2 separate regions of the Homo sapiens genome follow, and region 2 is linked to region 1. A link is an interaction called in ENCODE POLR2A ChIA-PET data of the cell type or tissue named here. Cell type or tissue: B cell. All regions are shown on one strand.

Region 1 (4,000 bases):
TCCCACTACCTGGGAGGCTGAGACAGGAGAATTACTTGAACCCAGAAGGTGGAGGTCACAGAGAGCCAAGATTGTGCCACTGCACCCCAGCCTGGGCAACAGAGTGAGACTCTGTCTCAAAAAAATAAAAATAAAAATAAAGTCATTTATTGTAATCTTCAGAGCACCACTGAAAATGTGATGCAAAGAGGATAACTAGAAAGTCAACAGGTAAATTAATATTAAATTCTAAAACCTATTCAAATAATCCTAGAGAAGTCAGGAAAGGAAGAATAAGCAAACAAAGAAGAGAAGGGACATATAGAAAACAAATAGCAAAACAGTAAAGTTAAATCTAACTGTGTCATTACATTAAGTATAAAGGGGCTAAACATCACAAGTAAAAAAAACAGAGATCATTAGATAGGATTTTAAGAGGAAAATCTAACCACATGATGTCTATAAGATAAGCACCTTAACTATAAGACACAGGTTGAAAGAAAATGGAAAGAAAAATATGCCATGTGAAAAGTAGGCTTTAGAAGATTGGACTGGCTGTATCTATCAGAAGAAATAGACTTAAAACAAAGACTTTTACCAGAGATAAAGAAGGAAATTTCCTAATGATAAAATGATCAGTTCATTAGGAAATAATAATAATCATAAAGATGTGTGTGTGGTTGGGCACGGTGGCTCATGCCTGTAATCCCAGCACTTTGGGAGGCTGAGGTGGGTGGATCACCTGAGGTCAGGAGTTAGAGACCAGCCTGAACAACGTGGCAAAACCCCGTCTCTACTAAAAATACAAGAATTAGCTGGGAGTGATGGCATGTGCCTGTAATCCCAGTTACTCAGGAGGCTGAGGCAGGAGAATTGCTTGAACCCAGGAGGCAGAGGTTGCAGTGAGCCGAGCCGAGATCATGCCATTGCACTCCAGCCTGGGCAACAAGAGCAAAACTCCACCTCAGAAAAAAAAAAAAAAGTATATGTGCCTAATAACAGAGGTTCAAAATACATAAAGCAAAAATTGACTGAATTAAAAGAACCAAAAGACAATTCTACCACTAGAGGTGGAGATTTTAAAACACTCTTAGTAATGGACTGACCAACTAGGCAAAAAATAAATAAATAAATAAATAAATAAATAAATAAATAAATAAATAATTACTCTAGACATAGATCCTACTTTATGAGTTGGTTAAGTTGGTGACTGGGAAGGATCTTCATGAGATGAGCTCTTGTAGGAGGGACACTCCATTCTTTGTAACACTACTGATGAAGGAAAAGTAATAAAAACGTTTTAAAAATGAGTATGTCTATTGCACCACTGCACTCCAGCCTGGGCGACAGAGCAAGACTCCATCTCAGGAAAAAAAAAAAAAAAAAAGAGTAAGTCTGAAATATTTCTATTCCTATTTCTCTATGTGTTCTGCATTAGTTTTTCTTGTAACTTTTTTTTTTTTTTTTGAGATGGAATTTCACTCTTTTTGCCCAGGCTGGAATGCAATGGCACAATCTTGGCTTACTGCAACCTCTGCTTCCTGGGTTCAAGTGATTCTCCCGCCTCAGTCTCCCAAGTAGCTGGGATTACAGGCACGTGCCACACCTCCCGGCTAATTTGTGTATTTTTAGTAGAGAAGGGGTTTCACCATGTTGGCCAGGCTGGTCTCTAACTCCTGACCTCAGGTGATCCACCCACCTTGGCCCCCCAAAGTGCTGGGATTGCAGGCATGAGCCACCACACCCAGCCCGTAACATAATTTATTTAGGCTTCAAAAATTGTCCAAGCAACATTTTCTTTTTCTTTCTTTCTTTTCTTTCTTCCTTCCTTCCTTCCCTCCCTCCCTCCTTTTCTTTCTTTCTTTCTTTTTCTTTCTTTCTTTCTTTCTCTGTTTCTCTCTTTCTCTCTTTCAGTGAAAGCAAGTTTATTAAGAAAGTAAAGGAATAAAGAATAGCTGCTTCACAGATAGAGCAGTCCTGAGGGCTGCTGGTCAAGCACCATTTTCTAGACCTGTCCTGTACAGATTTCCCTCCCTTTCCATTTTCTTTACATAACATCAAGAATCATTTATGTTCCTTTGGTAATGTTTCATTCTACATTGCTTCTTCATAACACATGTGCTGTAGATCTTACTAGCAGTATTAGCCAGCAGATGGCTTGTTTATTGTGGTGGTATACTGCTGATGGACTGAAATGATGGCATAAATAGGCTAATTCACTTTTATGTTTTTTCTTCTTTCTTCAAAAGATATAATAAAACAAGACAGAAAACAATTTTTTGACAGATGAAATTGATAATGTTTAGACCGTAAGTCTGGTCTTTGAAAAAAAAAAAAGCCATCAGAAAGTTTCTCACTTTCCTTCTCAAGTCCTCCTGTTTCTGCTAATAGGCACAGCCTCTGACTCCCTTTTATGAAGAACAGATTATAGCACAGATTTAGCCCAAGCTGTTTCTGCTAGGAGAGCTGCTTCTTCCTAAGAAGCGTGCTATAGAACTGGGCAGTCCACTCTCCATTCTCCTAGCCTTGGTATTTTCTGGCTGCGAGCTTTGGATATGTCAGCTAACCTATTCAGCTTATTATTTCATTTCTAATAGAGGCATAACAAGGAAAGGGCTGTCTCTCCTATTTCAAGGGATTGCGGCAAACACTACATTAGATTTCTGTGAATACTCCTTGTAAAAGCGTGAGGCATAATACAAATATCAGATATCAGCGTGAGTTTTCTATTTCATTAGACCTATTTCATTAGAAAAGGTGAAAGCTCTATTATCACTCTCTTAATTGTTTTAGCTCCTTTTTGCTTCACCTTCCCTTTTATTTCTAGTGTCTACTTTGTGCAATTAGGCCTCACGGCTCATGTGTGTTTGTGAAAAAGAATTTTTAAATGTCTTCTATTTGCTATGAGAACATACCCTACTCTTTGTCTAAGCGTAATTTCTAATCATATAACCTGAAGCATATTCTCCGATCTCATAAAGTGGCATTCTTCTGATTCTGATTAGATGTACAGCCCTAATATCATAGTGCAAGTATACATGCCCTCCCATAAGTATTCTGAAGTATGATTCACCCTAGGTTTTCAAATCTCTTCCTTGCCCTAGAAAACAAACTTGGACTCATGTGTTTGCCCACTTTATTCAACTCCTCTGTCTTCTACTCCAGCAAATAGACTCATTCCTCATTCCTCCCAACACTTAAATATGCTTCACAATCCACAAAGCTGTACCTGATGATATATATATATATATATATATATATATATATATATATATATATATTTTTTTTTTTTTTTTTTTTTTTTAAATGACAGGCAGGTAATGTGCAGACATCATAACAAGGCTTGAAGGAGGCATATCTCACACAGGAACATGAAAACCCAATCATCACACTTATAAACGACAAAGGGATCTAGTATATACGTTTTAGATACTGAAAAGAAGACATAACAAAAGGACTTTTAGGGTAAAATTGATTGCAAGGCTAGGTATGGTGGCTCACACCTGTAATCCTAGCACTTTGGGAAGCCGAGCTCAGCAGATTGCCTGAGGTCAGGAGTTCGAGACCAGCCTGGCTAACATGGTGAAACCCTGTCTCCATTAAAAATACAAAAATTATCCAGGCATGGTGGCTCATGCCTGTAGTCCCAGCTACTTGGGGGGCTGAAGCAGGAGAATCGCTTGAACCCTGGAGGTGGAGGTTGCAGTGAGCCGAGATCGTACCACCGCACTCCAGCCTGGGCGACAGAGCAAGACTCCGTCTCCAGAAAAAAAAAAAAAACAAAAAAAAAATTAATTGCAGTGTATTCGAGTGTTGGGTTAGGTAAGAATAAATAAACAAGGCCGGGCGCGGTGGCTCACGCCTGTAATCCCAGCACTTTGGGAGGCCGAGGCGGGCGAATCACAAGGTCAGGAGATCGAGACCATCCTGGCTGACACGGTGAAACACCATCTCTACTAAAAATACAAAAAAATTAGCTGGGCATGGTGGCGGGCGCCTACAGTCCCAGCTACTCGGGAGG
Region 2 (4,000 bases), 430 kb after region 1:
TCATACCTTACCTAAAAGACAACAGTGTCCAGAAAAGATATACTCTAACCTTAATTATGGAATAAAAAGGACACCTTAGTACAGGTATTTTAATTCATAGAAAACAAATTTCCTGGTGGTTTGGAGGCATTCGCCCAAGGAGTAGATTACCTCATTTTGGACATGGCCTGTCCTAGTTATAAAAAAGCAGAAGTTGATATGCAAGAGGCCAGGCAATGTGTTGATTAAATAAGAAGCTATTTAGAAGACAGTGGGAAGCTGAGTATTCACTGACGTGGGAATGGTTGAGTAAATTATGATATATCCATTATAGGACTATTATGCAGCAATTAGAATAAATAAGCTGCATATTTACTGACTTGGAAAGTTGTCCGTGATATCAACATAAGTGAAAAAACAAGGTTGCAGAGTAATGTATGTAGAATAATGCTGGTTTTGCTTTAAAAATAATACAGGTGAATACTGTGTATGTGTCCATAGCTTGAATATACTTGTATGAACATGGAAATAGATGTGGAAGACTATCTACCTAACAGCATTAATTATTTTAAATATATAAAATGGGGCAGAGGTGGGAGATGATTATTTTATATTCAGTGCCTTTTTACGATGAGCAGTATTGGCTCAGCAATTTTTTTAAAGTAGGAAAAATAAAGAAAAAAGTTGTAGGGTAGGCCAGGGCTGAAAGTATATCCTTGTAACCACCTTATTGTTATATTAATCAGCATTTATTCATGGAGCACTTATTGTTTGCAAAGATGAGAACACAAGTATTGGACTTAACAGTCTACCAGAGGGCCAATAATTTGACTGGGGAGATAAAACCTCTTCACAGGAAAATAAAAGTATTTTCATGATGAGAACAGAGCTGGCTAATTTATATTCATTTTTTGAAATGAATGTAGTGGAAGTGGTGTAACGAGTACAACTCAGACCTGGCAATCTTTTCACTCTGCTACATACTTGTATAAACTTAAGACAAGGCTTTTAACATCTGCACCACCATCTCTCAGGCCCTCTACCTCTGAAGTTGAGAAAGGAAACATCTGGATATGATGCAATTAGCAATACATTAATGGGCATGAAAGGATTCCCTCCCTTCCCCACTCCAGCCCCTGTGTCCCACCCCTATCCCCCAACCCCTTCCCAGAGCTTGGAATTCATTGGGGCTATTTCTCCAAAACATTCTTTGAAGTTAAGCCTTTAGCTCCACAGTCATTAGGGAGACCTCTGAGAACCAAGTCAGCCCCAACAGCCAGTTCAGAATCTTGGCTAAACATGAGTCCTTTTACTCAATGGTCAAAATGCAAAACCAGGCAACTTTTGCTCATGGTGCTAAGTTGCAAACTATCTGTCTCTAGTCTTTAGCGAATGCTATTGGGAAGCATCAGGACAAAAGTCGTCATCCAAAAATTCCAATTCTAGTTTTCTCTTGGTCTGGGCTTAAAGCCAGAGGCGATTCTCCATAGGTGGCATGCCAGTGCCATCTGACTGCTGACATATTCTGTGTGGTGGTTGAGAAAACTGGAGAAGAAAGAGCCAGGGTAGTCAAAGGACTGCTCGTTAATTTTAAGATGTGCAGGATGAAGAGGAGAACAATGCAAGGGTAGGCACTCTGAACAATTTGTGTTATTGACAGCATCAGCAAAAAATAACCAGCTGGCTCTCAGCCAGGGAGTTCCCCATCCAGCTGCTGTGTGTGCATCACAGGTCTAAAGAGCGCCCACGGCCTATAACACTGATCAGTCTGAGTCTCAGTCCATCCTGCCATGGGTTGCAGACCAGACCGTGTTTCATGGGCCTCCTATTTTAGAAGAAAGGTTGAGGAGAAAGAAAGTTACATCCAGTCCTTCTGTGTCACCTGATATATTTAACAGCAAGGAAGGGAGGGAGGGAGGGAGGGAAGGGAAGGGAAGGAAGGATCCCAGTACTTTGGGAGTCCAAAGCACAAGTATTGCTTGAGGCCAGGAGTTTCAGACCAGCTGAGCCATATAATGAGACCCTGATTCTACAAAAAAAAAATTTTTTTTTTAATTAGCCAGGTATGGTGATACATGCCTCTAATACCAGCTACTTAGGAGGCTGAAGTAGGAGGATAGTTTGAGTTCAGGAGTTCAAAGTTACAGTGATCAAGCCACTGCACTCCAGCCTGGGAGACAGAGTAAGACTTTGTCTCTAAAAATCATAATACTAATAACAAAATGGAAAGAGCAAATTTTGATGCTTTACTGTTTTGTGGGCCTGTGTTGTCTACTTTCCCTTCATCCTCAGCTTTGTATTTCACAGTGTTGGTGATATATGGAAAAAAAACTAAGACACAGTCCTTTAGGAATTGCCAAAACTCCTATCTAAATGTGAGTGAGCAATGAAAAATAAGATACATGAAATATGAGGGCTGAGAAAGTGTGTTTTAGGGATGGGAGTGAGAGCTCCTCGTACTGTGTGGGTAGACTAAAGCAAGCTGCCAATCAAGATCTCCTTAAGATTATTTAGCAGGGGGAAGGAGAGAAGAGGGGGCGATCACTTAGTGAGCTGAGCACAAGAGGAATACCTCGCAGCTTTAGAGAATGTTTAGAGGTAGAAGTGCGAGTGGGCAGCCCACATTTCTTCTGCTCCCACCACCGCCATCACACTGTCTCCTTGTCTGCTAAAATTTCATTATTTTTCCATCAAGCACTTACTCTCCAAATTAGGCAATCCTAAAATGCATTTAATTCCATATACCTAGGATCTGTTCAGTAGGCAAATGCCCTCACATAAAAATACTTTTGCAAGAATTGAAACTTCACTGTCTAATCAGGCCACTGATATTCTCTTAAACTAGTCTGTGCTTTCCATTTAAATTGTACCCAGGGAGGAAGTATCCTGTGGTGGAGAAAGCATTCACCTGAGAATCTAAAGACCTGCACTCTAGTTCCTCATTTGAGACTCAGAAATTCTGTGACCTTGAGCAAATTTTGGCCCTTAGTATCTTCACTGGGATAAAATAATGGAGAAAAGTTACCTTTCAAATCCCTTCTCACTCCAGAATGCTGTTTTGCCAAGCCTATTAGAGGAGAACTAATGTTTTAACAGTTCAGTTCTATTGAGTCAGCACATATTTATTGAGCATCTACTGTTGTGCCCTAGTGACTTAAAAGCATTGATAAAAGTGCATTCTTAGAAACATGCAATGCACTGGGCGAATCCTACTCATTTTATAAACATGCTGTGATGGTGATTTTACTTAATCCACAGACCCTGAAACCTCCCAAGCAGGTAGCTCAGTGTAGTGGCAGTTTTAAAATGACAAAGACCTCTTTCTTGAAAACTGACTCAGCTACAATCAGTGTGCTTGTGACAAGACACTTCACTTTTCTTGGTCATGATTTTCTTCTCTGTGAATTTGGGACAATGAGGCCCACCTTAAATGGCTATGGTGAAGAGCAAGAACCCTACCTTCAGTAGAACAGCTGAGCAGAATAACCTAGTAGGAATATATTAAGTTTTGAGCTCAGCAGACCAGGTTCAAGGGCTGGCTTTATGATTTCTTAGATATGTTACTGTTTGAAAGTCAGTTAATTTCTCCAAGCCTCAGCTTCTTGTGTGAGATGGGATAATAACATTTACCACACACAATTACTGTATGGGAAGAGTTCAGCATAGTTTGTAACACTTGGTAAGAATTCAGTTAATAAGAGCAATTACTGTGAATTACCTACAAATTCAGAATTGGCCTATCTAGACACAGTAAGCAGCTGGAGTTTACTTTTGTATTACAAAGGGAAGGAATCATGTCAGAAAAGAGTATAAATGGTCTCAGGGCAGTGGCTCACACCTGTAATCCCAGCACTTTGGAAGGCCAAGGCAGGTGGATCACTTGAGGTCAGAAGTTCGAGACCAGCCTGACCAACATGATGAAACCCCGTCTCTACTAAAAAAATAATAATAATACAAAAATTAGCTGAGTGTGGTGGCAGGCGCCTGTAGTCCCCGCTACTCGGGAGGCTGAGGCACGAGA

The links. ChIA-PET counts read pairs that join two places held together with the same protein. Peaks named below come from ENCODE experiments on the same cell type or tissue, not always from the same donor. Only the 100,000 strongest peaks of a DNase experiment are listed, where the experiment ranks them.
Region 2: POLR2A ChIA-PET joins it to region 1 with 10 read pairs; 5 of 35 experiments call an interaction of 5 or more read pairs at or near these places.

Annotation. Positions count from the first base shown.
Region 1 is chr6:134,203,125-134,207,124 of GRCh38, forward strand. The region is part of intron 3 of SGK1 (serum/glucocorticoid regulated kinase 1); the gene reads right to left. LOC124901531 (small nucleolar RNA U13) reads right to left here and starts at 3,390; the gene lies at 3,287-3,390. In B cell, no CTCF peak of the experiment used is centred here; no DNase peak of the experiment used is centred here.
Region 2 is chr6:134,634,956-134,638,955 of GRCh38, forward strand. No RefSeq gene overlaps it. Among named protein-coding and RNA genes, the nearest start is that of LINC03002, 97 kb to the left of the region's middle. In B cell, no CTCF peak of the experiment used is centred here; a DNase peak (open chromatin) is centred at 1,676.